2 separate regions of the Mus musculus genome follow, and region 2 is linked to region 1. The links are chromatin loops, found by intact Hi-C in ENCODE. Cell type or tissue: heart. All regions are shown on one strand. Each heading gives the region's core, and the rest is flanking DNA. Links, peaks and the distances in the headings are about the cores only.

What was found. Peaks named below come from ENCODE experiments on the same cell type or tissue, not always from the same donor. Only the 100,000 strongest peaks of a DNase experiment are listed, where the experiment ranks them.
Region 2: it touches region 1 in a loop (3-fold over the local background); 4 of 42 quality-filtered maps call a loop at or near these places.

The regions. Positions count from the first base shown.
Region 1 is chr6:31,207,649-31,223,520 of GRCm38, forward strand. Lncpint (long non-protein coding RNA, Trp53 induced transcript) reads right to left here and starts at 10,826. Exons shown (of 4, transcript NR_110471.1): 1 at 10,426-10,826. It overlaps 2210408F21Rik (RIKEN cDNA 2210408F21 gene), which reads left to right and starts at 12,703. Exons shown (of 6, transcript NR_040262.1): 1 at 12,703-12,871. In heart, for the core only: CTCF peaks have their summits at 5,788 and 8,878; DNase peaks (open chromatin) are centred at 8,883, 9,193, 9,763, 10,773 and 2 weaker places; H3K4me3 peaks cover 3,417 bases; H3K27ac peaks cover 2,365 bases; H3K27me3 peaks cover 3,844 bases.
Region 2 is chr6:31,362,296-31,378,167 of GRCm38, forward strand. It overlaps Mkln1os (muskelin 1, intracellular mediator containing kelch motifs, opposite strand), which reads right to left. Exons shown (of 3, transcript NR_040300.1): 3 at 4,590-5,297. It overlaps LOC115490343 (a long non-coding RNA gene), which reads left to right and starts at 6,509. Exons shown (of 2, transcript XR_003956274.1): 1 at 6,509-10,199; 2 at 12,387-15,872. In heart, for the core only: CTCF peaks have their summits at 6,443 (motif pointing right) and 7,800 (motif pointing left); DNase peaks (open chromatin) are centred at 8,326, 8,636, 9,056 and 10,546; H3K27ac peaks cover 1,431 bases.

The DNA of each region.
Region 1 (15,872 bases), core at 4,339-12,338:
CCTGATAGGTGACCTTTCCTGGCTTTAGGATTCAACTTCAACTGACAGGACTTGGGACCCACCCAAACTCCAGGGGGAGGGAGAGGGCCAAAAAGATGCATTTTCAAGCAAGAAGTGGGAAAGATTATAGAGCCATAACAATTCTTTTGTCACAAAGCCTGTATGAATTAGTGGGAAAACTACAAAATTCAAAGGGCTAAATTCAGAACACGAATAACACTGTGACCAACACAACACGATTGAGTGTTCGAACCACAGCAGTAACTAAACTCGTGTAAGGGATTCTGGAGTCTCTCACCTGCAATCAAGACCCTGCCCTCTGTCAGGCCTGTGATAAGCAACACCCCTGTGAGGGTCTGTAACCCTACCACTGTAGGGATAAGTTCTATTTAGCACCTGAGGGCAGGGAAACCCTTTGTACACCCAAATTCTCACAAAGGAACAGAGAAGAGGAGCCAGCTTTTCCCAGGGCCCGGAAGCTACCAGGAGCAACTGTGAGTGCCAAGCAACTATACATCACTGTTAAAAGAACACTCAGAGCCGGCATGGTGGCGCAGGCCTTTAATCCCAGCACTTGGGAGGCAGAGGCAGGCGGATTTCTGAGTTTGAGGCCAGCCTGGTCTACAAAGTGAGTTCCAGGACAGCCAGGGCTACACAGAGAAACCCTGTCTCGAAAACAAAACAAAACATTCAGTGTTACACCTCAATGTTCCAAGTAAGATCAGCCGGAAAAAGGAAGTGTGGAGACGGTCTCATGTAGATCCACACAGAAGCATTGGCCAACCCCGCCCAATGAGAGAGGCTTCGACACAATTCTCACAGGTTGGAGTAAAAGGAACTGAAAGAAATTGAGTCAGATGCTCCCATATAGAAAAGGTCTTTATTAAAGACAAGATAAAACAAAGACTGTTTTAGCTTTTCAATGTTGTGACCCTTTAGTGACCTCATGTTGTGGTGAGCCCACCAACCATAAAATTATTTATTGTTACTTCTTTAAAAAGTTCAATTTTGCTGCTGTTTCTTTTTTTTAAAGATTTATTTATTTTATTATATGTAAGTACACTGTTGCTGTTTTCAGACACTCCGGAAGAGGGCGTCAGATCCCATCACAGATGGTTGTGATCCACCATGTGGTTGCTGGGATTTGAACTCAGGACCTTCGGAAAAACAGTCAGTGCTCGTAACTGCTGAGCCATCTCGCCAGTCCTGCTGCTATGAATGTATCTGTGTTGTCCGTTGGTCTTAGGTGACCCCTGGGAGAGGGCTGTTTAACAATCCCCAAGGTGGGCAGACCCACAAATTGAAAAACCAGTGCTCTAGAGGAAGGGGGGAAAGGGACGCTCAAGGAAGGGCCAGGAGAAGAACCCTACAACAGGCATGGCAACGGACATTCCAGGTCCCAGCATTCTCACGTCCGCTTATCCCAGAAATTAAACTTCTGTCACAAACTTAATTGACTCTGAGTTAGCTGTGTATAGCAAGCTGTTGTTTGTGCTCATAATTCTTACACTTAGGAGCCTAAGACAGAAGGAGGACTGCTGTAGGACTTAAGGGTGGCTTGGGCTACATAAGTGAGTTCCAGAGACTCCCTGGCTAAAGTGTGGGATCCTGGCTCAAATCAAAATAAAATCTAAAGATTCATATAAAGAACTGCATCTCCGTGCCCAGTGTCAAACACAAGAAAAAGCGACTGTAGATCTCAGTAGCACGTCTTTTCAACATGATAAACAAATTCATGCCTACAGCTCTATCTATGAAAGCCTAAAATCAGTCACGTGTGTGTGAAATCAGCTCTTAAGAGTCTAAGTTTCAGTATTTCCTAAGAGCAGTTACAAAATATACTATTTCAAGATAAACCTAAATCTCGTGCAGAGTGGAGCCAGTCTGGAGGCTGCAGACCGCTATGGCCCACACGAATTCATCAAACACACTCCGGAAGAAGCAACATGCCTAACTTCCAGAAATCTGATTTAAACGTGTTAGTGATTATCAAAGCCATCTAAAAGTATAAGCACTGACTCTGACAAAGCAGAACTATGAAAAAAGTCTGACATGAGCTAAATAACAGGACGTGGTGACAGTCACAGAAAACGAAAGCTCACAGCCATTATTTCCTCACAGAGAAGCCTGTGCTGCTATAATTAGTCCGGTTAATAAGTCTTTAAGTAAAGTGTTTAAAAATCTTGAAGGATCCCATCACTGCCACCGGTCCTTCCTCCCTGTAGATCCCATTTGGTTTCTCTCTCCGATGAGGCTGTACCGACTTCCAATGGAAACCACTTCCTTCCACTGAACTCTCCCTGCTTACCTCAGCTTATGTCAGACCCTGACTCACCTGGTCATCATTTGGAAGGTCTCCAGAGCTCCTGTCCTCTTAGAAGCCATATGAGAGCACCAGCATAGAGTCCCAAGTACACTGTGATGTCTGCTTTAAGACCGTTATCCCTGACTGACCCCTCGCTTCTGCCCACGGGCTGCTAGGAGCCACAGAACTGCTGCTGTGCCCACAGCCTGTTCATGACTGCGCTCCGGCTTCCTATGCATCCTGCACATACCACATCTCGTTCCTGAGCACATGCTCTTCCCTGCGTCCCCTGTTCTCGGAGGACTTCTGTGTCATTGCTATCACTGTCTTATACAGACCCAAAGCTATATAACCTCAACTAGAAATACACTCTGTGTGCTAGACCCACTGTTTTTCAGTGAGCCCCAGCACTGCACTGCCACTCGATCTTAAAAGGCAATTTGCTGGACAGGAGTTGACTCCGTGGTTAAGAGCACTGCCCATTCCTCCAAAGGATGGAGGTCCGATTTCCAGCACCCACGTGGTGGCTCACAATCATCTGTAACTCCAGTTGCAAGGCACACTCTGGCTTCTGACACCCTCTTCTGGCTTCCTCAGGAACTGTGTATACTGACAAACATGCAGGAAAAATACCCACACATGTTAAAAAAAGAAAAAAGAAAAAAAGGTGACTGGTTAGTATTTAATACATGGAAGTTTAATCAGCTGCTTACAATACTGACATTTAAAATCAGAAATATTTTTTAAAACATGATCTAAGTAGCCCCGGCTGTCCTGGAATTTGCTACTATGTAGACCAGGCTAGTCTCAAACTCACCTGCCTGTGCCTCCAAAGTGCTGGGATTTAAAGACATGGGCCACCAGACCTGGCTATTTTAATGTATCTTTACTAAGAATTCTCGGGCTACTCAGGAATATCTAATCTGAGTTTGAATAGACCCAAGGTTTTCTGAAAACGTGGAAATTTGTCAAAGAGTAATAATTACTACCATATGGCAATTTTAAAATGTCATGATGGAGAATTCAAGTAATGGTTGTGATATAATCAGGGTGTGAGGGTGTGTGTGTGTGTGTGTGTGTGTGTGTGTGTAAAATCTTCAAGGAGAAGAAAAAAAAACTACCTAATTCCATGTGTGGTCCTCTAAGCATCAGGACCAGCAATCCTGGGAATCAAGTATATATTAGTGTATTAGTGAGCCTACCCAATCCAAGGCCTTCCTAGTCAGATGGTCTGGGCAGCCAATCATGTGTGTTCTAACAAGCCCTCTGTGGTTTGGGAACCACGGGTCCAATGTAACCAACTCCACAAAGAACCGAAGCCAAACATTTCCTCATATTCAATTTTGTTTTTGAGACTGTCTCATGATGTAGGTTAGCCTTGAACTTGTGAGCCTCCTGCCAGCCAGAATGGTCATTGGAAACACACCCAGCCTCCTTAAATTCTTCGATGAACCTTGGTCATTTACTGTCAACAGTTCTCTGAAAGCCAAGGTTCTTTAACGCTGCACCTGAATCCATTTAGTTCTATGAGCTCTCATAGGCAAAATGCATCTTGATTCTGTTACCAATCTAACAGCATCACTAGATATGTAGACACAGGCAAATATAAAGTTATTTATGCTGAGTAATTTATATTGAAAACCTAAAAAAGCAGCCTACACATGACTGACCTCTGAACACATCAAGTATCAAAGGCTTCCTTTCATTTGTTTAGCTAGGTTCAATTCTGTTGCTCTCAGTAGTGTTTGGTTTTGTTTCTAAGGCAACAGCAGGAATTGCTGGAACACTTGGTTGACAGTTTGAGGAGCTCACACTTATTTATGTGTTATTATTTGTACCCCTCAAACAGATTCCGCCAGGCGTGGTGATGCACACCCTCGATCCCAACACTCCAGAGGCAAAGGCAGACCAGTCTGGTTTACACAGTGAGATCCACGGGGCTCACAGTCAGACCCTGTAGAGAGATTCACTCCAGAATTATTTTAAAATAGGCCACAAAAATAGGCAGAAATTCCTTAAGAAAAAGGTTGCCTGCCCCCGCCTCAGTTCACATTTCACATAGGAATAATCATGCCTTTTGATTTTGTTTCGAGGGACAGGTTTGTATTTCCTTGTGTTGCACTTATTTTATAGTAAAATTAGTTTTCACTGTGGGGCATAGTGAATGACAGGCCCTGACATCAGGAATTCTAGAAGCCATGGGAAAAAAAAAATGCAGGCTGAAACCTCAGGCACACATCACAGCATCAAGTGGGCCCATCTGCTACACAAGATGGAGAGTGGACTTCTGTACCATCTTCTGCAGACACTACCGCGTGCACGGCAGCTGCACTGTCATGCAGCCCCAGCAGACTGGCTCACATGTAAGGATGTCGGGATTTTCCACCTTCGAGCTCGTTTTAAATGTGTTTGGCATATCCTAGGCCTTCTTAATAAAAATATCCCCTAGTAGTTACTTACGTAAAAAAACACTTGCTTCTGCTTCTACCTTAAATATCCACTTGGAGAAGTTTCCAAGGTTCTAGCACAAGACTGAGGCTTAGAGATTATAAAATGAAGGGTTCATTCCCACTCTTATGCTGAAATTGTTTTCTCAATGTCATGCCAGGATGGTATTTTCACTCTTCTTTTCAGAATTATTAACATATACTTATTTATATATTTTTTTTCATGAGCCAAATAACCAAAGCTCTTCAATGCATGGAATTTTACTTTCTTCACCACACAATCAGAATAAATCCTCGCTTTTCTCCGTGTGCATACAGTCTCCTCCTAACCTGTACACCCCATCTCATGACTTCACTTTTACTCTGTCATCAAACAAGGGTAAGGGCTACGGGAAAGAAATCAAGGTCACGCTTGACCAGAATGCCTTGGAACAACCGTGGCGTCAAGAATGACGTGAGAACTGTGTCCTCTGTCTTTTCTTCTGCTCTTCAACCTGCACTCTGGGCCTGAAATGATGTGATGGGCTTACTCAATAAATATCTGAGCGCTTCTGATGCGAAGCACTGTGCTAAGCACCGGAGACGTATCCGTCAGCAAGATACATCCTGCCTGTCTCCTTACAGCACACTAAAACACAAAACAAAACACCACCTTATTCAGCTTGTGAGGCAGTCGTTTGGTTTATGCTCCAATTACTCCCCTCCATTTGTAAATAATTACTCATCATTATAGCTATCCTCAACTTCTTCACTCTGCTCCTGAAAGGGAGACCATGAGACCACATACAGTATAAGACCAGCTTATGTAATAACACAGATGTTCTCTAGCTGAAGGCCTCATTCAGGTCAGAAAAAAAAAAGTGTCACCAGCAAGTACCTAGGATCTAGAAATGAGAAGCACTCGTGCCAATGCCCTAGAATCAACAAGACTTCTCTTTTAAAGGTACACTGCCTTCGCTCCAATGTCTGCTTGTTCCATGTTTAGACTCTAAGAGAAGCAAGCCCTCCATGCTGTCCCTTAAGGAGCCACTAGTGGCTATCTACCCACATTTGCAGCAACTCCAACTTCAGTTTCTGCGTCACACAAGCCACCTTTTAACATGAAGAGGCTTGAGGTCCCCAATCTCGTAACATACTGCAAATCAAAAGATTAAAAAAAAAATCTCATCTTCATCTCAGAAAGCCTCACAGGGCTGAGGGGCTCTCACGTAGCTCTGTATACCCCATCTGAAAATTACAGTGTAATGATATCTGACCAAGCATTTGTGCTTTAAAAAAAAAAGCACAGCCGCTGGTAATGCCCATCATTTCTTTCCAAATAAGGGGGAAGTGGCAACGGGAGGGAGCTACTTGCCCAGTGTGTTATCAGTAAGAAAACGCAGTATCCACTCAGCCAAAAAAAAAAAAAAAAAAAAAAAGAACTGGAAAACAAATGAAAAACATTGGTTGTTATTGTTTCGCAAACAAGCATTAGTGGGGCCATAATCTGTATCTCTCACCAAAGGGTGTGTGCTCTTCACCTTACCACTCGGACCAGATGTGGGAAGGGTGCTTCCGAATGAATGTGGGTGAGGGAGGCAAAGAGAATTCAATGGTGACCAATGGAAAGAACTTAGTGCTGGTGTGTACCACTGATATACTTTTTACTTTTTTAAATCATTCCTAACGTTGAAGAGCAGTTGTTTTGGTTTGGTTTGGTTTTTTGTGACAAATACAGTATGATGATCTGTGTCTGACAAAATGAGCCAAGGATGTGCGAAAGGCTACAGGACATTTTTTAAAAAGGTGGGGCTGGAGAGATGGCTCAGCAGTTAAGAGCACCAGCAACTCTTCCCGAGGCCCTGAGTTCAATTCCCAGCACCTACATGGTAGCTAACAACTGTCTTTAACTACAGCCCCATGGGATCTGATGCTCTCTTCTGGTGTGCAGATGTGCATATGCAGACCAAACACCACATATATAAATAAGGTTTTTAAGAACAAGTTCTTCAAGAAGAGGAGGTAACCAAGAAGCAGAAAGGCCATCTTAACAGAGCTATTCGAGAACCCCCCAAGCCCTCGGTTCTTAACCTGGGGACCTCAACCCTTTTGGGGATCACCCTTTCACAGGGGTAGGCTAAAACCATTGATAAACATAGACACATATTGCATTTCATAACAGCAAAATTACAGTTATGCCATAGAAATGAAAATAATTTTATGGTTAGGGGTCACAGCATGAGGAACTATATTAAGGTGTCGCAGCATTAGGAAAGTTGAGCCCACCAGTACCTAAACAGCCTGACAATGCTTAAGAAAAAGGTGTCACTTGTGGTGAGGGCACCAGGATCGACGGGAAGAGCACAGCATGTGGCTGGACAATTAATTATTCCAGACCAGCAACGTTCACATTTATGATGTGCTGGCCTGGGTGGGTCTTCAAGATCGTCGGCTCACCAAACTGCAAGGAATGTGAACACTAACCTTTAAACCCTGGTCTCAAATATACTTACCTGTGCCCACTGTGCAGCGAATGCTATTTGGTGGCAGTCATTAGTATGCATATTCAGAGCTCTTTAGGCCACAGAAGACAACAATGATAATGCAAATAGTCACAAGATTGTTAGAATTAGAACTCTGGAGAGAAACTTGAGTTTAATGTGTTATTTGGTATCACCCGAAGGTATCAACAACCACATTTTCCAAACAAGTACCGGAACCCCCACATCTTAAGGTTCCCATCAAGATCACATGAGAAACAAAACCAAGGAGGAATAAGGGACGTTTGTTTAAAAAAAAAAAAAAAGGCAAAGCTTCTATAATCCAGTGTGTGTGCTTCCTCCAAAATTTTCACGACAGAACTTCTCAGACACTGTACCCAATGGGGGCACTTTGTCCACATCCAAACTATGGCCCATCATGTCGTCCTTACTTATTGAGCATAGATGGAACACAGACGCACCCTCTGGACTCTTCTTCAGTTTACACGTATGTTAAATGACAACGAGCATGAAGATACTATGTATGAGGGGATCCACCTGTTAACTTCAAATTGCTAAAATCCCCCCCCCCCACAGTAAATACTAGAATCAGTAGCCTGAAGGCACTAGTGAATTTACCAAAAGGTGGTTCTCCTTTCAAACAAGGGAACCTTTCCAGATAAAGCTGTAACAACAGAAATCCATGTACAGAAATTCGGGCCCTCGGGCTAGTATGCACTATTCCTAAACTGTTCGCAAAGGTGAAAGGTCTCTCAAGCAACCCGGAGTAATGGTTTCAAATATGAACTCTGGGGCCTGCTCCCATGAGCTCCCGTCAGGGAGTCCTCAAGCTCCACCTCTGCCAGAACCTCCTGTACTTCCATTCCCCCAAAAGTAAAAACTGTTACTCCTCCAGGTTGTCGCCATGTTTGCGCAGTCATCCTGTCTGGCACATAGAGGCCCCATTTAGTGAGAGACCGACATGTTAACTATTGGGGCTATTTTTCATTCTTCGATGCGTAAATACAGATGACTCAACATCTAGCCTACCAAGCTGGCTACCTATCAGTTTTTATTCTTACTGCGTCACAATTACTGGAGAAGAAGGAGGTGAAGAAAATGGCCCTCAGTCCAGACTCTATTTGGATTTCAGTTCCCTAGCTATGAGAGTGGGTATCGGGATTAATTCTAAAGCTCTGGGGTTGATTACACCGTGCAGCCTGGATGAAGAGCTAGATGTAGGTACTTCTGTGTCCACTGATATAACATAACACACCTGGGAGGACGGTCTGCTCGATCCCTCTGTTGAGTCTCCGGCCCGGAGGGGATGGGGTGGGGGGGACAGCCGACTGGCAGGGATGCTGTGACGACGAACCCAAATACTGCTCCAGGGGAACAACTGCGACCAGCCCCACAAGACTGTACCTCGCGGTAGTTTTCGAACTGTTCAGGGTCTGCGACCCTCCCCCGTGTCCCGGTCGCCGGCGCCCAGCCACCTCGCGGCCGCGGCACGTGACTCGACACGCGCCAGCTGCACGCGGGCTCCATCAAAACAAAAACAGAGGAGGCGGGACGGGCGGGGACGCGCGCTCGCCCGCTCGCGCGCGCTCTCGCCACCGCAGCTCGTCCGCCACGATCGCGCGCCTCCGCCCGGCCGGGGGCGGGAGGGCAGAGGGCACCACCCTGTTTACCGCCCGGGCTCGAGCCCTGAGCCGGAAACGGTCTCCCGGGAGCGGGCGCGTGAGTGCGCACCCACCCGCGGCGCGGCTCTGCGTGGGCAGTGAGCAAAGGGCCACGGCGGCTGCGTGTCACCCCCGTCACGACTCTTGCTACGCACTTCGCCCCCAGCCTTCAGCTCGCGAGCTGCCGCGGACCCCTCACGTGGCCGCCTCCTCCCTGACACGCCGTGCCGAGCAAGCCGTGGCTGCGGACCCAGGCGCTCCGGAGTCTTGTCCCCACCCCGCCTCGGACGTCACCCGCCTCGGACCACCCAACCCACACCTTCCGCCCCGGGCGCGCGCGGGAGGGGGTAGATAGCTCCAAGCTGTCAGAAGCCTACAGTGTGTGCCACATGACGAAGCTCGCCCTCGTCCTCGACACTCACGCAGCAGCTTCGCTGCGAGCTGAAACAGACATATTGGGGGGGGGGGACCTGTCTTGATTTTTCTCTTGGTTTTAAAAGCAACCCCCCCCATACATAAGCGTTAGACTTAGCTCTACCTACGCACTCGCTTTGCCTCCCCCATGGTCTCCTACCAAATCCAAGCGACTTACCAAATCCAAATGCCCACCCTACACACCTGCTAGGTAACCTGCCTTCTGGAACCTCAAAGCCCCACCCATCCCGCCTGTGGGGGCAACCTGTGGTGGGGGGGAGTGAGGCAACACGATTAGGTAGTGATAGAGAGGGGGGACATACAACCCCCCATCTCCAGAGCAAGAGGACGCATCCTGCTTCCCTCCGCCAAAATAATAGCCGAAGTCAAAGCTCCGGCTTCCCAGGGGCTGCCTCTCCCCCCACCTTCCCCCTAGAACCAAAACGTCGCGTCCCTCCCAACCGCTCGCCCCCAGCCCTTACTTCTTGTTGACGGCCGAGGTGGGGGGGCGTGGGAGCCATGCATGAGTTGCCTCTAGGTTCGGGATGTTGGTCTCCTCTGAGTGAAGAGGTGGGATCTCGAAATGGAAACAGTCCTCCCTCCCCCCCCCCAACCCCCCCCCGCCGGTCCCTCCCCTCCTCCTCCTCCTCTTCGTCTGTTTACCTCAAGTTTGAATTTTATCTGCGCAACATTAGCTGGAATGCGGACATTGAAAAAAAAAAAAAAAACCACTCGCTCTCAACCCGGCAGCAGCTCCGGAGGAGCCATGTGGCATCAAGCCACCGCAAAGGGGAAAAAAAAGTGCTCTTAGCAACACAAACATGGCGAAATAGCTCCGACATGCCCGTTTCACGCAGCAACCCTACCTTCCTTCGCTCACCCGCCGAGCATCCTGGCCCGCTGCCTCAGGCCCCTTGTGGGGGACCGTAAGGGGGCCCCGGGGACTGCGAGGGTGGACGTCAAGAGAGTCCACCGGGAAAATAGCACAGATGACGCGCCAACCCATCTGCCTCACCGAGAGTGCGGGGACGCTTTTTCCACCCCCAAGGTGGGAGTTGAGCACCAAATCCTGTCCCCAAGTCCTGCTGGACCCGTTTTCCCCACCCTAAAGAACTTACCTTGAGGCTGAACACTACACCGCTTTGCTCTCTTTTCTGGTTCCTTCCTCTGGAGTGAGGAGGAAAATGATGCGCACGTAGATTCCGAGAGCGTATTCTTCTAGAATTTTCCCATGATGGTTGGTGGGGAGCGATGGGGACTCTGAGACAGGTGCGGGGCTGCCGGCTAAAAGTTGCTCAGCGCACCACGGTGGGCGACAGGGTCCCCGGAGCGGGCGGAGGACCCCCACTCTCTGTCCCTGGCGTCGCCCACTTGTCACGCCAGGCTGCTGCGTGCGCTCGGCTGCAGAGGAGGTGGCGTAGTTTCTCTTTCTCCCACCTCTTCTCACTTGTTTTGTAGCCGTGGGCTCCCCTAATGCTTTCCTCTCCACAATGTTGTTTCATTATATCATGTCCATCATGTGACACCGGAGAGGCCTCTCTATGGAAACTTAAAGGGGCTCCCACGTGACTGCAGCAGCAACAACAGCAGCAGGACCGCCGGCGGCGGCGGCGGCAGCATTTGTACCACCACCCACCAGGAGCCCCTCGAAGCATCCCGAAGGGGCTTGTGGCGCTGCGAAAGCCCAGATAAGGGAGCCACTGCATCCGGGAGCTATGGCGTCGGTGCGTGCGTGGAGCCAGTGCTCATTACACAGCAAGCGGAACAGGAGCGTCCTTAAATCCTTTCCTGCAGTCACCAAGCCCACGCTCTGTTAAAATGACATTTCGTGGTTCCTACTTTATTTTCCCCCAAGAGCTGTGAGTTCCCTATCAGGCCTGATTAAATTTTACAAAGTCAAAAAGAAAAGCCAGATTTGCCCTCTCAGTGAGCTCACTCGCAGATCGTTGGTAGAACAGAAATGCCCAGAAAATAACAACCAGAACCGGGCATTTGGTCCATAATTACCATCACTACCAGTTTCGGAGCTTTCTGGAATTACATTCCTCCGGTAACTGTTGATGATGCTCTCAAGAGGCAAAATGCAAGGCAGTTTTTCTCTTCCGCGGCTATATTAGGGCTTTGTTGCTGACAACAGTAAAAACTTGTTTGTGTCAGGAAGTGAGGTATGAAGCCATGACCTGTAAGGTACAGACAAAACCAAAGTGGCAGTTTGGGCACTACTTTTCTGACCACATTCTTCCAAATGGTGACAAGATGACTGCCATAAAATGCGTGCTTGGTTGGAAATAAGATGATCAGGGAAACATGCTTATCCCTTAATCATACTGTGCATGCTACACACTAGAAATTATATATACATATATATGCGTGTGTGTGGACAGAGCGCAAACGTGCATTTTCCTGATATTCCAAACCACCAATTCTGTCCCCACTGCTAGCATTTAACTTAAGTATTAGCGTTTAAAGGCTTATTCGTGTCTAGTGATGTATGGAAACTAAGTTTGAAGTCCTTAGTCTTAATGACTTGCAATGTATGTGTGTGCAAGGTGTGTGGGGGGGGGGGTCTACTTCGAATCGCAATTCTCTGTCTCTACATTTTTATGTACCATGGAAAAACATCCTATAAGTAAAATCTATGATTAAATTGCTATTTTTCTGTTGGTTCACACTTTTCCGTCTTTATAAGGAAAACGGGGTTGGCAGAATTGTGGAAAAAGGATAAGAAAACACTAACTCAGTAACTGAGGAGTGGGATGGGAGAGGACCAACATTCCGGCCTGGCCTTGATTATCCGTCTCTCTCCATCACTTATGAATGCATTAGGTCTCCCTCTAATTCTAACACCCATCCTTATGGCCTTCTAACCTCAAGTCTAATTCTTTCATCCTTTTAACCCTCTTTTGCCTGGACCGCCCAGCTCAGGCTCTTTGCTTATGTACCCAGCTCAGGCCTTCCCAAATACTTAACCCCACCACCACCAGCAGCAGCAGCAGCAGGAAGAAGCAGCTGGTTCTCTTCTCAGCAACCTTACCCCCTTACCTCTCTTTGACCTCCTTTAATCTCCTCCACAGCCTGGCCCTTGACTTCACAGATTCCTCTTACCTTTCTTCACCTGAAATGGCCTGCCCTTTACTGGGGTCTCCTTTACCCCTCCTCTCTGGTCCCATCCCTTCTGCGGGCGAACCCCAGCATTCCTCCACGGCTCGGCCTGGTCAGCTTGAACCACATTTTGTCGGCTTGCCCTGGGCAAAGAGGGAGTTTATGGTGGAAAGTGGGTCCAAGACTACCCCTGGGTTAGACCCCTGCCTTGCCCCATCCGCTCCTCCCAAGCCCTGGTTGCGGCGCTTCCTGGGCGGATGGTTTGGACTTGCTGCTGCAGCTGCGGTTCTGCTGTGTCATGCAAGAAGGAGGCGGCGGCGGCGGCCGGAGCTGGAGGGGGAGGAGGGGAGGAACCTGATCCTCGGTAGCGAAGGGCTGGAGGCAAACACCGAGCTCCCCCTGAGCCGCCTGGGAGCAGGGAGGGTTCTGCTACCCTGAGGGGCCCTCCCCGCGGGGCAGAGGGTAAGTGGGGAGGCGCAGGTGGTCGCCTTGGGAAGGGAGCGCGCAGGGGGGTTAGGTGGGACGGCGGGACCGCTAGGAGCTACCCGAGCCCCAAGGAGTCAAGTGTCCGACTAATAGGAGCCCAGGCTATAGAAGAGTTGGTCTGCCAGTAGCAGCAAGAACTATTTGCCTAATGACAGTTGTCCTTAGCCACACGGTGGGTGGAGTTGTAGATCCCGAACTCAGGACCCATCTAAAGGCAATGATTCACGGTTGCAGGAACTTAATCCCAGCAGCCCTGGCGCTGTAGGACACCCTTGAAATGAAAAGGCCAACACACCCCAGGTTCCTCTAGCCTTTCTGGACTTTCTGGGTTGTCTTCTTCAAATCTAGGGGAAAGGCTGGGAAACTGGCCCAACCCCACTTTAGCCACAAAAATAACGCTCTTGGCCGGTGGCCCTAGACAAGCAGCCTCTGGTGCAATTAAACAATCAATAGGAAAAAGCCCACCCTCCTCCCTTCTTCACCAGCTCCTTCCACCAAGGTAATTCATGGGGCTTAAAGGAGAAAGAAAATGTGGTATATGTTGCCCTATCCAAGCTGTCAGTCAGTCTGCCACTACACAAATGGCCACCTGTACACTCCAGGGTTCACCCTGCCTTCAGAGGGATGCTTGTGAGAGACACAACAATACTGCTCCAGGTAGCAAGAGGAGACCACCTTAAACTCCCGACAATTTCACCTCCATTGCCCCTTCTCCCCCCTCCCCCGCCCCCCAGGGGAATTGGAAACCTAGACTTGAGAGCAATGAACTGTAGAGACAGGCTGGGCACATAGGAACACTGCTCTTTCACCTGCCCGCAGTTCTCAGGACAGCAATTATTGTTATTATTATTATTATTATTATTATTATTATTATTATCTTATGTTCCTTTCCATGTCCCTCCTGGAAATCTCAAGAAGCACTTTCTGGAACGTTTTAATGTCAGTCGTACATTTAGAAGTAGGGGTTGAGGGGATTAACGGAAAGGCTAATGACTGTCTCAAAAGCACATGCGGTTGCTAGGGAACTCATGCTCGTCCCTGCTCTCTAATCACCAGTGCGTTCCAGGGAAATCAAACTGCTCGGGGTGTTATTAAAATGAACGGCATTTGGTTGAAGGCTTCTTTGCTTATGTTGTAGCATCCTGGATTGTTATCGATTGCCTCACACCCACATACCTTGTTTTCCTAATTTGATTTCTGTATTTGCGTCACTGCCAGGGACACTCAGACTAGACCAGTCAGGTTCACTTCCTGTTTCTCAGAACTGGTTTATATTTGGTCTCTGTGCTCTAGCTGGTAAGACATTATCACGCTGATCCTCTTGGAAAGGAATCTTTGCTTTCCGTTGACAACAAATTATCCCAATTAAATGCTAATTCTCGTGGAAAACGTCATTGTAGGAGGGTTAAGGCACTACTGGGATACTTTATTAGCCATTTGAGAAAGCCATTCTTAACATGTAAAGCAAGAAAAACCCATCCCCCCTCCTGCCCCCCCCCAAAAGAAACTTCATTCCCCAGCTTTGGAACTAAAACAAACTCAAGAAGAGAAAATATTTAAATATGATGTTTCCAAAATGAAGCATACAGAAGTACACATTGAAGCTGGAGGAATCATTTGACTAAATAAGGCGTAGAATTGAATTCATTCCAGGCCCAGGAAGGACAAATAAGCGTGGGTTGGCATTGTGGCCCGGAGAGTACAAAGTGTGACTGAGAGGCTACTTTACAAATAGGAAATCCCATCACCTTGTGAACTAAATGTCTCCTTTACTGATTCCCCTATGTCCCTGATAAGGCAGCCTTGCTTTTTATATTTTTGCTTCGAGTTCCTTCCTCTTTATAACAAGAATATCACCAAGGCAATAGCAGAAAGATAAGACTATGTAAATAAGTAGGTTCTGATGGAGATAATTTGTTTGATGAAAAATAAAGCACACATGGCATTGAAGAAAGATTGGTTTCCACTTCGGTGCACAGAGGTGAGCTTAGGGCAGCCATCTTGGGTCTTTGCATGTCCGTATCCCAATGGAAGCTTCTAGAGATCTCAATGTTGATTTCAATTTTAATTTTTAGCTGTTAGATTTTTTTTTAAATGTACATTGGTGTTGTGCCTACATGCCTGTCTGTGTGAAAAGACATGTATATCTGCATAAGGGTGTCAGATCCCCTGGAACTAGAGTTACAGACAGGTGTGAGTTGCCATGTGGGCTCTGGGAATTAAATCCGGGTCCTTTGGAAGAACAGCCAGTGTTCTTAGCCACTGAACTTTCTCTCCAGCCCCTAGCCTTTAATGCCTAGCTATAAAGATTGGGAATTTGGGGTGTGGGGTGCTCATGTAAAAGGTGATTTATTGTTAATACATTGAGTTTTAATGTCAGTTGCCACATAAGTAAGATCTACCTTGTTTCCTATGCATTTCTTCTCTCTTCGTCTTGTAGTGGTATAGAAGCAACAGACTGAAAGGTGCAAGAGTTTGTGAGACTAAAGACCTCAGTTAACTCCAGATGCAATTAACCCCTAATGCCTCCATCATCAAAGTGGAGGGATGATGGAGGAAGGATATTCAAAAACAGTTATCCATTGGATCCTGATGAAGCCAAACATCTATCTGTGCACGCTTTAATTAGCAACAGATAGAAACACACCCAGTTGTAATGTAGAACCCCTCAAATTCAACACATTAAAAAGAATAGTGTGGAGAAATATGAGATTTGTGCTGGAAAGAAAAGTCCTGACTTTGAAACCCAACTCTGTTACTCAATTCATTATTGAGTGCTTGCTGTGGCCCTAGAAATACAAGGATCAATAAAACACGGCTAAGATGGCCTGCAGGATCTTCTACCGTGAGGAGGCACATGAAAACACAGTCAGTCATACAGTAGTGAGATGACATATACAGGGGAACTCAAAGGAGGTGCTTAGCTACAGAAGTGAGCAAACCAACCAGAAAAATATAATAAAGGGAGGGATATTCC
Region 2 (15,872 bases), core at 2,846-10,845, 150 kb after region 1:
AATCTGCAGAGGTCTAAGGAAGTCATCTAAACTGTATTCTCTTGAGGGCCCGACTTCTGAAAGAATGCCTTCATTTGCATTTTCATGTATATTTTTCAGTATCTAGACTCTAATGTTCGTGTTATATATGATAATTCATGACACGGTACTTTCATTTGCATCTCATAAGCACTTTTTTCCCTCCCTACCTGAAAGGGCATTTTAAAATTTAAAAGTGAAGCCTTTCCCCCACCAAGTTCTAAAACTGGTGAAGACATCTTCAGTAGGTTGTATCCCCTGTCTCAGAATATTCCAAGTTTCTTTTTCAGCGGAAGATGGTACCCATTACCATGCCACTGTTAGCCAATGAAATGCAGGTCATGGATGCGAGGTGCATCCCTGTGGGGCAGCTTCACACCGTCTTTCCTTTCCCTCGCCATGGTTTAGATAGCAGCTGCTCCCTCAGAGCAGGCCTCAGAGTGAAGACAAAGCGGAGCAGCACCACAGCCGGACTGCTGATGGGTGAGAGAGAGGCGTGAATGACATGTCAGCTGCTGGTGTAAGCCACAGAGGTCCTCAGGGTCACTTGTTCCTGGAGCAGGGCCATAATTTCCCTGATGGCTATGCCACGGTAACATACCATTTCTTTCACCAAAGTCAGCGAAAGGTAGATCTCTGGGACTCTCCCTGACTTTTAATGAGAGCCGCTAAGGAAGTGCACGCCGGCCAGTAGGTGGATGTCACTTGCCATCTGCATGACTTGCTTCCACACGCCTCTGTGCTCCTCACCTGCTACACAAGCCTGCTTCACTGACCTCATAGCCTGGCTTTTCTAATCCAACAAGGAGGGTCAAACAGCAAGTGGCTATTGTGTTTGTACTCAAAGGGCAGTCACTAAACTACTGAACAAATGGATAAAAAGTTATTACATTATTATCAACAGATAAAAGATCTGCCCATTCTTTTACTTAAGAGGAGGTGTTGTTATTTCATATTTTTCTCTCTTTGTCCTTCCTCCTTCTTCATTGTTTTCTTTATAACCCCAATAATAATTACAGCTATTGGCCCAGGATGTAGCTCAATGGTAGAGAATATTTTTAGGTACATTATACCATATGTTCAATTTCCAGATCCCAAGTTTCCTAAAAGGAAGGAAAAAAAACTGTAACAACTGTAGCTATTATTTATCGACCTTCATTCAAGGAGGAACCAAAATCCTCGGAGCCTTGAAGGCAAAGTCTGGCCACCAGAAGGGAAGAAGAAGGGATTCGATCATTTATACCCAGTGAAAATCTCCTTTCTGGTGACTGTGATTGTCCTGTGGACCATCTTAATTATAGGTTAATGGTAGTTGTGGGGATCATAACAAAATCACTATTCATGTTTATTATTGAATGTCCGTAATGAGCTGTGTCTTGCACGCACTGTTATTTATGGGCTAAGTGCAATTATGATGATGATGATGACATTTTGTCACTAGAAAAATGAAGATTTAGAGAGATTCAGGGGAGCCTGATGGCTATCCACCTTCCATTCATGCAGCAAACAGTAAATACTATCGAATGCTTCCTGTAATTCAGGTAGTACCGCTGACATAAGTGGCTGCTAAAACTGCTCAGGTAATGACCCTTCTCACAGAGCTTATGTTCTAGTGAGAGAGGAAAAACAAGGGACAGGAAACTAATAGACAAGATGATTTCAGGAAGTGACTAATGCTCTAAGAAAAATAAAACAGGATGACTGATAATTGTAGGAGTTACTTTTCTCTTGTTGTGAGGAAAAAAACCACTATGAACAAAGCAACTTACAAAAGAAACAGTGAAATTGAGTTTTATGGTTTCAAGGGTGAGTCCAAGATGGCTCAGCTGGTAGGTATAGCTGGCTGAGAGATCTCATCTTGCTGTAAGCAGGAGGCAGAGAACACACTGGGAGTAGTATTAGTCTTTTGAAACATCAAAGCCTGACCCTGGTGACACACTTCCTTCAGCAAGGCTAAATCTCCTAATCCTTCCCAAACAGCCACCAACTAAGAACCAAATGTTCACTGCCACAATAATAATAAACAGGGACAGGGACAATCACAGACAATGGAGGAGGGATGAGGGAGACATAAAGAATGTGAAGTCAACTGGGATGGTTTGAACAAAAATGTCCCTATAGACTCAGATGTTTGAATACTTGGTGCCCTAGGTTGGTGGCACTGTTTGGGTAGGCTTAGGAGGTGTGGCCTCTCTGGAAGAAGTGTGTCACTGAGGCAGGGGCAGGGTGGAATGCTGAGATTTCAAAGCCACAAGCCATTTCAAGTTTGTGCCCTCTGCTTTCTGTGTGTGGTTGGAGATAGGCCCTCTCAGCTGTTATTGCATCCATGTTTGGCACCTGCTGCCACGACTCCGTGTCATAGGATTCTTAACCCCTTGGAACTGTAAGCCCAAGGACACTCTCTTTTATAAATTGCCTTGTCCGTGGAGTCTTATCACAGCAATAGAAAAGTAGCTCACACAGTGAAGTGCAACTACTTAGTGAACCAACAAATGCCAAGGTCCGAAGGGGAAGGACCTTGATATTTTCACCCCAGTAACTGAGCTAGAATGTAAATCTGGGTTATCTGGGGTTTACTTCCTTTGTAGTTATTGAGATATATGTTTTACATACTGTAAAGGCTGCCTATTTAAATATAAGCTTAGTGTTCTAAAAGTATTGTCACAGATGGGTATGTTCATTGCAACTACTCAATCCAAGAATATTTCTGGTACCCCTGAAGAAGTCTTGGTTTCATCAGTGTCATCTCTCATTGCCGATCCCCTACCCTCGGGGAACCACTAATCTATTTTCTGCCTCTCTGCATTTGAATATGTTACATGAATGGATCCTGATGTGAGATCTTTTGTGGCCACTTTCTTTCATTTAGCATGCTGTTCCCACTTGAAGCACTTATCCATGTATGTCTTTACATGGTTGTAACAGATTTTGTTTATCCATTCTTCAATTTGTAAACATGAGTCGTTTTCACCTCTGTCCACTACACAGACACTGTTAGGAGCACTCATGTACAAGTATCTGTTTGGATAAGCATTTTCATGTCTCTTGGTATAGATGTTTGTAGGAAAGAACTGCCCAGTGGCTGTGTACCTCAGTACTTTGAGGAACGACCATGGAGTATCCACACTCGTTGTTCGGTTCTACATGCTCAGTAGCATTATATGACAATGATCTCTTTATATCCTCACCAACAGCAGGGATTACCATGGACATTTTTGTGGGTGTGAAGATTGTGTCGGGATTTTGACTTGTGCTTTCCTAGTTACTAATGGTGCTGAGCAATTCCATGCATAAGGGCCACTGTATTCATTTTTCTGATAAATGTTTATTCAGATTTCCTGTTGATGTTTAAATTTTTTTATAATAGAGTTTTGATAGGCTTATGGACTTTGGATATAAGGTTCTTGTCAGGTGTCTGAAAAGGCTTATCTTCCATTCTGTAATTACCCTTTTCTTTGTACTCTCCTCCTCCCCCTCCCCCTCCTCTTCCTCTTCTTCATCCTCTTCTTCTTTGAATTCCAAAGCAACATTAAAACAATTTAATTATTCTACTACTAGGCTAGTGGACTTCTACACAGCAGTCTTATACACAGCATTATTGATGTACTATGTGTTAAAACAAAGAGAAATTTTTGTGTTGTATTTTTTTTACTTATTTTATATCTCGATTGCATCTTCCCCTCCCTCCTCTCCTCCCAGTTCCTTTCTCCCATCTCCCACCCCTCATCCTCCAGTCAGTGCTCCCTTTCTCCTCAGAAAAGGGGAGTCCTCCCATGGATATCAGCCTGCCCTTTTATTTTCTTGATGGTGTCCTTTGAAACACAAACATTATTATTATTATTATTATTATTATTATTATTATTATTATTATTATTATTATTATTAAGTATACATGTGGAGTACACCATGGTGCACATATGGAGACCAGAGGACAACTTTTGGGAATCAGGTTTCTTTGTCCACTCTGGGTTCTGAAGACTGAAGTGAGGTCAACTGAGCTGTCTCACTGGCCCGTGAAACAGAAAAGCTTTTACATTTAAAACCCAATTGGTCAGGCTAGAGAGATGGCTCAGTGGTTAAGAGCACTGACTGTTCTTCCAGAAGTCCTGAATTCAGTTCCCAGCAACCACATGGTGGCTCACAACCATCTGTAATGGGATTCAATGCCCTCCTCTGGTGTGTCTGAAGACAGTGACAGTGTACTCACATACATAAAATAAATAAATAAATCTTTTAAAACAATTAGTGTTAATTTTGACACTTTTGTTTTGGTGATATAGCTTAGATTCCCTTGCACCTCTGTTCCCTCTAGGGAGATATTTATTTATCTGCGTGTGGATTGAGCACAGGCCTTCCCACATCCTAGACACGTGGTCTACCACTGAGCTATATCTCCATTCCAGAAGAATTTTAAGGGTTTTCTTTTTTTGCCAAGTATTATAGCATACACCATAATCTTAGCAGTCAGAAGGCAGAGGCAGGAGGATCGCCATAAGTTCAGAGCCAATCTGTTCTATATAACAGTTCCAAATCAGCTAGGCTACACAGTAAGACACTGTATTAAAAAAAAATAGAAAAAAAAAAGAAATGTAGTTTTAATTATTACATTTAGGTCAGTGATTCATCTTGACTTGGTATTTTATGAATTTTTAAATTAGAGTACAAAACAATGAGTTTCACTGTGACATCTCCATACACATACACTGTATCCACCTGGATGAGGTGGGAGGAGTACGGTGCTGAAGAGAGTCAACTTCACTCTTTTGCACATAGATACTTGGCTGGCCCAGCACCATTTTTTGAATAGGGTATTTTTAGCTGGGCCTATGCTACAAGTCCTGTAATCCCAGCTAATTGGGAGGCTGAGGCTGGAGCACTGCAAGTTCAAGGCCAACCCAAGCTACAGAATGAGTTCAAAGTCAGCACCGATAATTTAGTAAGGCCCCATGTCCAAATAAAATGTGAAAACCGAGGGACAAGGATGTAGCTCAGTAGTAGGGTGCTTACTCAGCACACATGAGGTTCAAACCCCAGCACCAAAGCCAAACAACAACGAACATAGTTCTTTCTCTCCTATCAAGTTTCCTTTGGTGCCTTGTCTGGAGTTGACCGTAATATGTGGTTTATTCCTATACCATCAATTCTTTGCTGGTCTCCGTAGGAAGATTACTGTAGGTTTTGAAGCTGGGAAATACTTGTCTTCCACCTTCGATCTTTTTCATGGTTGTGTTGCCTCTTCTGGGCTTTCCATGTGACTTTTATAACCAGCCAGTCAAGCTCTGCAAAAGAAAAGATGTTGAGATTTTGATAGGAGCTGCATTGGATGTCATTGTCAGCTTATAAAAACACAGTCAATATTACGCACTTATTTTTTTACCTTAACACACTTCTGAACTTGATGTGTTATTAATTATGGTTCGTTACTGCTTCCTCCCTGAGGCACTGTGTTAGACACTAAAGAAAAAGCAAGGCTGTTCTAAGATGCTTATGACATAGGTTAAACTTACGGATACGCGGAAGTCATGTTAGGAGCAAACAAGGAAGTTGGTAACTGCTAAATGCATGTTACAGAAAGTTGGAATTCTGAAAAGACGCTTCAGGGATGGAGAAGCCTGGAGGGGGAGGGGAAGAGTCAAAGGCTTGCTCCCCGCCTGCGCGCCTTCCTTCCTGTCTGCCTCCTTTTTCTCCTCTTGTTTCCTCGCTCTACTTGCACCTGCCCAATTTCTTTGAAAACTGGTAGAATATAACCAGAGATGGCTGCTGTTTCTCAAACCTGGCTGGTCATCAGAATTTCTTGGAAAGCCCTTTAAAATCTAGATGCCAGTCTCCCGTTGCAGAGCTGCTGTGTCATGCTCCCAGGTGCTGGGTCACAGAAGGACAACTGCATTAGCATTTTGATCTCATTTTCTGCCCGAGTTGGGAATTTCTGGGGTATGGTTATAATTATATCCACATGTGGCTCGGCATCGATCCTCACCCCACTGTACCTCTGATTCTTTTCAGGATAGTCTCGCGTCCAGAAGGTCACAAGGGCACCTGGAGGGCATCGTGAGTGAACCTCTATGGCTTCTCCACTATTGAAAGCACACATTTCTAACAGGGTTCGTTGGTGTACATGTTTATGGAGATGGCCACTACATAAAACAGATGCTTATTGTTCATAAGTAAGAAGTTTATGAACTGTATAAGAACCTTTTGCTATTCTGGCCATGTTTCTCTGAGTCACTTGCAGGATATATATCCATTATCCAGGATTTATGAGGGTTTTTTGTTTTTGTTTTTGGACAGAAATCTGCTTGCTTCTGCTTCCCAAATGCTATGATGAAAGGTGTGTGCCCCAACTCCTGACCTTTTAAATTTTTTAAAAATTGATTTACTTATGAATCTTGAGTGCTCTATTTGAATATACCTGAATGCCAGAAGAGGGCATCAGATCCCATTATAGATGGTTGTGAGCCACCTTGTGGTTGCTGGGAGTTGAACCCAGGTCTTCTGGAAGAGCAGCCAGAGCTCTTAAGTGCTGAGCCATCTCTTCAGCTCTTAATGTTTTTTAAATAAACTAAGTATCTGGTTTCCAAAGTCGTTTGCATCTCAGCTTTTCCAGAAGTAACTGATCTTTTAAAGATACTTTTAACTACACAGAATATTAGCTTGCAGTGTTAAGCATGCATATAAGCAGTATACATATTTTTCTACAGCCCCTTTTCTCACCATGATGCCTTTGAGATTTATGCATGTGACACTAATAGAACTAATCTGTTCTTAAGAACATGTTAATATTATACCATGGAGTACCAAAATAATACTATCCTGCTGTATGACTGTTTTCCACTCTAGGCTCCCAGAAGTAGAAATTCATTATGTCAATAGTTTTGGTGGTGGTGGTTATTTTTGTTTGTTTTTTTTTTTTTTTAGATTTCAGTTCTTCGTGCCACCCACATCCTTGAGTATGTCTCCTGAGACACATATGGGAGTCTGTCTGGGGTATAGATTAGGATGGAAATTGCCCCAAATTGATATGTACCTTTGACTTTACCAGGTTGCTTTAGAGGCTATTCTGCACAGTAGTAGCTTAACCATATTTTTCCCCCTCTCTCATCAATGATTTATGAGAGTGTCTCTTGCTCCACGCTGAGAACCAATGCCACCAAGTCTGTAAAGTCATCAGGCTGGAGAGATTGCTTAGTGGGCAAAGAACCTTGCTGGTGAGCCTGACACCCTGAGTTCCATGTCCCAGACCCACACAGTGAGAGAAGACTTCCTCATGTTGTCCTCTAATCACCACACCTGTGCTAAGGCCCACATCCGCTACATGAATACATGTAATTATTAGGAAATAAACATCTACCTGGGGCTCTCATAGATTCTAATAGCATAGCTTAAGAGGAAAATTGGAAACAGGTTTCAGATGTTTGATGGGTGGAGATCCTCTCTCCCCCACATGTGTGTATGTACAACAGCCTAACGCATTGACACGTGGGTGTTAGTTAACTGTATGTCACTGTGACTACATGCCTGACAGTGTCCGTTTAAGGGAGGGGAGATTTACGCTGGTTCATGGTTTCAGGCACTATGGCCCGTTATGGAAGGGAGACCGTGGCATTGCTGTTGGTTGGGCTTTGGCAGATTATTCACATTCTGGCTGGCCAGGAAGCAGAGAGCTTAATAGGAAAGGGGGCTGGGTTTTAACCTTCAAAACTCCACCCTCAAAGACTCACCTCTGCCAGTTATAGCTCCTGCCACACAGTTTGACAATCTTCCAAAACAGCGCCACCAGCTGGCACCAAGTGCTAGCACATGAACCATGAGAGAGTTCATACTGAACTGCCTACAGACACATCTATGTTGGCTGTGCTTAGATCATCAAGAAAGGTCTGCAAACCTTGCAGATACATATTTTTGTTTGGTTGGGGTTTTGTTTGTTTTGTTGTTGGTTTTGTTTTGTTTTTGAGACAAGGTGATATAGAAATTGCAATCCTCCTGCCTCAGCCATTCAAGAGCTAGAATTATGGACCACCACACCCACCCAGCACTGGAGATGCATTTGAAAGACAGCAGGATGTGATTTGCCAGTCCATAGGGTGGAACTTAAAGCCCTACCTTTGCCAGTTACACTGACAGGAGGTGGTTGGTCCCTTTCTCGATGCTTAGGACAGGGTACCCTTTAGAGCCGCCTGGCAGCCTGCTGGGCGGTGTCACTGTGTGGCTTTTTCAAAGCCCAGAGGAATCTGAGACGCAAGTGAGAGGAACGATGCGTGAAAACAAAAGGCAGTGGAAAGAGTGACCAGCCAGCAGGCTCCGGCAGGCTAGAACGCTCTGTCCTTGTTATTGCTGCTTCATGAAAATGCCGCGGGCCTTCTGGCAGGGTCTACAAGGTAGAAGCTTCCTGGGAAAACAAAGACCAGGGATGCGGACCTGGAGGTTGGGGTTCTAGTTTCCCACTTCCCTATGGATGCTCCACAGAGAGGTCAGAGACCCCAGCGCCCCCTGTGTCTGCTGACCTTTCTTCTGTCCTGGCTGCTTTCCCGAGAGGTTTTTCCCTCCCACTCACAAGCAGCGAGCTCTGGTCTCAGAGGCCTAGCAGGACTCAACTGGAAGAGAGGCTGGGTGGTGCCTGCTGTCGGTAGAGAGATCTAAAGGTCAGCAGAGGGGAAGCAGCCGGGCCCTCCATCCTGGCCAAGGCGCGTTTGTCACAAAGCAATGACTCTGCTTGAGATGTCCTCATTCCCCCTGTTTCCTTCTGAGCTCGGAAGGACTGGCTACTGCCACACTAAGGCAGCCTCTCTTCAATCTTCAAGAAACCAGGAAAGGGAAGAGCCCGAGTTTCTACTCCTTGGAAGAATTCTGGATTCACCAGAAGTCATCCTTCACATTCCCTCTTCAGAGTCTCCTTTCTTTGATCTATAAAATACCAGATTGCAAAGAAGGGACTTAGTCCACATTCTCCTTTTGTCTTAAAAAGTGGCTGTGAGGACAGCGGTAAAAATAGACCTTTGCGGATACAATAGGACTGAGTAGGGTGTGGTTCGCTGGCAGCTGCACAAGCCCTTGTTTCTTTTGGTCTTGGAATGTTCCAGACTTTGCCTCTGCCTGGTGAAATCCTAAAACACTAGCTTCAAAGTGGCTCCTTGGGAGTGAGACTCCTGTCTCTAGAGTCAGCCATTCCCTTCTTTCTGATCCCCTAGCACTTCACTCTTACAAAAGGCATACATTGGAGCTGTGGAGGGGGGGTCTCAGGAAGACCCCCCTCCTTTCTCTAGACCCTCTCTCTCCTCTCTCTGTCTGTCTGTCTGTCTCTCTGTCTCTCTCTTTCTCTCTCTCCCTCCCTCCTTTTCAGTACTACATGGTGGAAAGGGATTGAGGAAGACCCCCGACATCCTTCTGCATACATATACATATACACACAAATGTATACACACACATGCACACAAGCATATATAACATCATATTTTGTTATAATTGCTTATTTGGGATTATGCCTTATTGCTTTTCCTCAGCATCTATAGACTGTATTTTAGCATCATAGTTCCTTAATAGGTGTTTATCATATGAGTCAAGGTTTCTTGGCACTTGTATTTCTGTCTCAAGTGTTTATTTTGTCTGTTTGACTGCGTGCTTGCTGATTTTTTTTTCAGTGCTGTGGACAGGTATTCCTGTCCACACTCAGGAATTCAAACACACTAAACAAGTAGTCTACCATTGCATACCCCCTCTATCCCTGCCTCTGTTTCTCAATTAGCCCTGGCCTCTTCTTCCTTAGGGTGAAATGCTGGCCGTTTCAGTTCAATGTAGAATACAGGGTTTGCTAAAATGAAATGTAATTTCTTTCCTAAGGAATTGTTCTAGTAGGAATGTGTTTCAGATAGATCACTTCTGCTACAGGTACAGGAACTGTTTTCAGGAAACATTGCCACCATTACCTCCGAGAGGCAAGTTAGTGGTTGTTATTTTCCATTTACAGATGGGCAATTGGAAGTTTTCCTTTTCATTTACCAATCACTCTGCTTAAAGAAGTATGTGAGGAGTGTTGAGGGTTCCCAAGGTGTGAGAGACGGCTCTGAAGAAGGTTATCCTCCTCTCTGAAAGAAAAGACATTTGCACATGAAGGCAGCTGTGATTTGGGAGCCGTGATGTGAGGTGTGTGAATGGTCCCAGCAGAACTTCCAAATGGAATATAAAAGGTAGGTCAAAGAGTGTCCAGCCAGCAGGAGTGTGGCCATCACTGTGCCGTTTGAGGTGGATAGATTCTGTGCTGTTTGGTGTCCATTTGGCCTCTGTTGGTTTCTTGTGACTGCTGTAACAAATTAGCACAAACTGGCTGACTTAAAACAACAGAATTTTATTTTTCTTCCAGTTCTAGAGGCCACCAGTCTAAAATGAAGGTTTGGGCAGGGTCAAAGTCTCTTGAGGCTTGGAGGGGGCAGGGATAATCGGTCTCCTGTTTCTTCCAGTTAGTGATAGCCTCAGGCTTTCTTTGGTTCCTGGCCACTCCAGTCTAATCTGTTTCTGTGGTCACATGGACTCCTCCAACGTTGTAAACCTCCCCCTGCTACTCCCTGTAGGAATGTGTGTGACTGAACTAAGGTCCCACCCAGATTGTGGGCTAAGCCTCCCCTCTCATGACCCTCAACTGAAATCACGACTTTTGCCATGGAATGCAGTAAGTACCATTGGGTTCTGGAATCAGGCTGTGCACATTTACTAGGGGACAGGGAAGACTATATTCTTCTCTGCCCTGGGCTGTAGTTGATAATCTGTTACCCCCATGCTATGTCACCTGGCTTCCTTTGTCCTCTGGCTAACCCTTGGGCTTTCGAATGGGAGACATTAGTAAATCTCAGAGAGGAGGAGGAAGAGGCAGTGAGGCTCCCGTCTTTAGCAGGGTGCTCTCATGATCACTAGCAGTGATAGCCATGTTCTGCCATACTTCCTGTTCTTTCTGGGACTCTGTTCCCTTTTCTCTTCATCCCTGGCTTCTACTAACACGATTCTGCTAGTGCCTAGCACCCTAACTACCCATAACTCTGCCTATGCCCTGTAGATATGTCCTAACCACCTGATTTTCAAAGCCTCAGTTGATTATGACTTCAGGTTCCTGCCATGATCTGGGCTGATAAAAATCTCAAGAGGCAATGCCATTGTTTCAACAGAGCTAAACTCAGGGGACCACAAGCTATGCTGAAACAGCATGAAGTGCTGTTTCTATATCCTGCTGGTGTCTTGCTGTCATGACTCTTACCTCTGCTGGCCTTGCTCCATGGTGCTTCTTATTTTATTTTATATTTTATTTCATTCTTCCACCCATGCCATCTGCTGCCGCCCTGGTGTCTGCCACCGTTGACCGTGGCTGTCATCTTCCATGTGCCATTTATTTATTTATTTATTTATTTATTTATTTATTTATTTGGTTTTTCGAGGGTTTCTCTGTATAGTCCTGGCTGTGCTGGAACTCACTCTGTAGACCAGGCTGACCTTGAACTCAGAAATTCGCCTGCCTCTGCCTCCCAAGTGCTGGGATTAAAGGCGTGTGCCACCATTCCCGGCCTTCCATGTGCCATTTAGTTCAGTGCTGATGCCCTCTAGTTTTATTTCACACCCTGTCCCTTAAAGGGGCCCAGCTGGGTCAACAGTTATTGTCCCAGCATCATCAAAGAGTAGATTTAGAAGGATGAGAAGTTACTAAAGGTTTTTAAACATGGGGAGCAAGATAAAATCCATCTTAGGACTACTTACAGCCGGGCGTGGTGGCGCACGCCTTTAATCCCAGCACTCGGGAGGCAGAGACAGGCAGATTTCTGAGTTTGAGGCCAGCCTGGTCTACATAGTGAGTTCCAGGACAGCCAGGGCTACACAGAGAAACCCTGTCTCCAAAAAAAACCAGGACTACTTACTTGATGGCAGGAGTCAGTGTGGAAACAAAGAGAAAAGTTAAAAAACAATTATAATAGTCCGAGTGAGAATGTGGGGGTCCAAACCTGGCAAAGGGAAGGCTCCTGTGAGACACTCAGGAAATGAGGCATGCAGGAGCAAGCCAGTTATGAGTTCCCAGCTCTGAATTCCTTTTAGCACCAAGGTCTCATTCAATAGTTTTACTTTGTTTTCAAACAAACTTCACATTTTAAGGGAAATATGCAAATACCGCTCGGCGTGCTGATACTGACAGCATGATTTTTAAGATTTATTTTTATCTTTGTGTGTATGTATATATGTATGACATCATTATCAGCTATTATCTCTTGGAACACACTCAAGCGAATCCAAGAAGCGGTGGTCCTATGAAGAGAAATTGAACTTGAATATTTTATTTAGTTTATGTTTTCTAGAAAAACAGAACCCAAACTGAGACATTAAGCCAATGTTTTATTTAGGAGATGAGATCCTGGGGCAGCGGCGAGTTGAGAGGAAAAGGGAAGCAGAAGAAGACAAGGTCTGCCAGAGAGACAGACGGTATGCCTGCACAAGGGGCTTTGCACAATAGTACCTTGCTACAGGATGAAGCCATGCCTCAGATAAGGTCTTGGGAGGAGGAATGACAAGGAATTCACCTTCTCGGGGCCTTCCCCTTTCCTGTTTCCCAGTGGTCCACGTTCACTCCATTAGAAATCACTTTTCTCACATGCTGGGTCATGTCACCTGTTCCCACTGTTAGCTTCCTCACCAGCTACAACCAACTCGCTGTAGCACAGCCTTTAACCTTGGTTGAAGAGTACAGAGAAGCTAGAAACTTGCATCGGTACCTGTTGGGCCTGGTTGCTCCGTGGTAGAGGGGCAGGCGCAGGGGTAGGGTGGGGAAGCAGCTCTGGGTTGTAGGGCTATCTGGGCTACAAACAGAGGGAGTCACAGGCAGTCATGGTGAGACAGGATGGGCAACTGAGAATTTGGGAGACACTAGGAATAGACTCGGGGAGAGATGGATGGGGTAGAAAATGCCGTTGCATCTCCACAAGCACTAGAGCCTCAGAACCGGAACCACCCAGGGAAAACAGTCCTTTGAAAGCTGCAGGAGCAATAACAATTTATATCCCATATCTGATGAATCCTACACAGCGTTGACTAGTGAGGTAGGAACATGGGTTCTGGAGCCAGGCAGACTTATGCTTGTAAGTCACCCCGTGTGTGCAGTGGGCAGTTTCCTCATCTTCTCTGAGCCTCAGTTCCCCTGCCCTTTCTATGTGGATGATCAAAATAGTCAGTTCATGTTGTAGAGTTTACATGATGCTCAGTATACAGTAGATGCTAAGTAAACCCCAGATTCCATGTCCCTTTATCTTATTCTGAGATGACTGTATAACATCACCGATATTCCTTCTCCAGCCAAACTCTCCTGTGCTGCTCCTAAGTGCCTACTGAATAGCATGAGGTCTTCTAGCTTGAGTCTCTCTATTATTTTCAAGACAAGAACCTCCCTCCGGGCCCTGTGATTATGGAGTGCCACTAAAACGGGTGGCTTCCTTCAGGGGACACATTAGGCCCTAAGAAAGCAGCATGTTAACCCATCCCCATTGGTAAATCGTAGGTAGGACATACATGAAACAGCCTGTGTGTTCTTTTAACCTTTACCCTTTCAAAGTAGAAAGGTTCTTGGATACTTTAAGAAGGCACAGATAGGGGACTGGAGAGATGGCTCAGTGGTTAACAGCATTGGCTGCTGTTCCAGAGGACCCAGGTTCAGTTCCCAGTACCTATATGGCAGCTCACAACTGTCTGGAACTCCAGTTCCAGGGGATCTGGTACCCTCATGTATGCCAAACAACAAATGTACATAAAAATAAATAAATAAATAAATAAATAATGTGCAGATGAATAGAGTTGAGGTGGAACCACATAAGAAAAAAAAGCCCTTTTAAGATTTTTAAAGATTGATTTCTGAGAAGTTTAAAATATTTATTTTAAATATAAAATATTAATATATTTATAGAAACTCTGGATCTGGAAAATACAATTATAAGGATTACTTTTTAATGTATGTAAGTGCATGCCTGTGTAGGTATGTATGCCACATGTGTGCAGGTGTCCACAGAGGCCAGAGAGGGGGCCTGGATCTCTGGAGTTGTGAAACACTGTATATGGGTGGGGGGAACCCAACCTGGGTCTTCTGCAAGAGCGGCATGTGTTCTTATGCACTGAGCTACCTTTCTAGCCCTAAGACTTTGAAAAGTGATAGAGTGTGTATTACTAGTTATTAAATATCATCCAATTTTTTCTTTCAGTATCACTCCCTCCCCCATCTTATAGACAGGGTCCCACTATGTAGCCCTCCCTGGCTGACCTGGAACTCACTATGTAGACCAGGCTAACACTGAACTCACAGAGATCCACTTGCTTCTAACCCAAGTGCTTAGATTAAAGATATGCATTACCACACATGCCCAATGCAGCCTTTTAAATGACTGACAGTCATAATTTAAAATTACAATGACCTATATATTCCCTACTTTAAAATTTTTTTGTTATTAACACTATTTTTTTAGTATAATTGACAAAATTGATGCTTTTTTAACTTCTCTCTCCTAAATAGAATGAAAGAATATTTATTTTAGTTTCTGATATACCCCAGGTGCCTAGAACATTTCATTGAAACATAGCAATCCTTAATACCATAATCCTGTAATTCCAGGTAAGATTTGGGTTAAAGATTGAATGAATTAGGAGCTGGTGAGTAGTTAAGAGCATGTTCTTGCAAGGGACCTCAGTTCAGTTCCTAGCAGAAATGGCAGGCAATTAACACTTGCCTCTAACTTTGACTCCAGAAGACCTGATGCTCTCTGGCTCCCATGGGCACCTGCACACACATCATGCACAGACAGACAGACACACACAATACATACAGAATAAAACTAATTAAAAATAGTGAATGCTGTCTTCTGGTCCCTCTTCTGGTCTCTATGGACACACACAATACAACTAGTTAGAAATAATAAATATATTGAAATGGAAATGCATGTGTAACGAGGACTCATAAGATTGCATGGGTTAGTGGCATAGCTGCCATCCTCACTGTGTAAGCAGACACTGTGATAGTCTCTTAAGGGTGACACTCATCTATGCTCTCTTACAACACATTCCTTTGTTATCTGGGGAAGGGATGATCATGCTGTTTAGGAGTAAACAAAGTCAGAGTCTGCTCGGAGATTAATTTCCAAAGAGCTTTTTGACAGGTATGTGAAATGCTGAAGGTCTTCTCCCAGGTGTTCTCAGAAGCTGAATGCTCATAATCACCCTCCTACAATATTGCTTAAGAAATCGATTGGCAAACTCTTTGTTCCCCAAATATCTCTACAGTGAAACTTCAATCAAAGCATAGGTCAATTATCTGAATTAGTGACTTTGATGGACCCTTATTTAATTGCTTGTGGGCTCTGCGGCACCATGAGTTATCACTATCTGTCATGACAGGAGTTATAGCCTATCATCAGGACAGATAAAGAACTAATAACATCTATTGTAGGACAGGTAGGCAGCTATGCTCAACATATGAGGCCAGTTGCTCATCTTCAGCATGGGACAGATAAGTAAATGACTCTACAGAGGCCCCAGGTCCTGACTCAAATAGGTGCCAGAGATCTAGGATTCAAGCCATCCATTCCCAGAGGCTATGGTTTTTCTAGTATCTCATTTTAAGACTCCACTTCCTCCTGCATAATATGTAGCAACACTATTTATGTACAGAGTTGCTGTGACAATTAAGTATATGTAAAGCAGAGTTCTCAGCAGATGACAGCATTCACTATGGCTGTAGTGTAGGAATGATAATGAGTCTTTTCCCCTGGGGAACAATCATGAAACCTCTCCAGAGAGGGAAAAAACCCTTACTTGGTGGATGACAGAACTGGGTTCTGCAGAGGTGGGTGAGC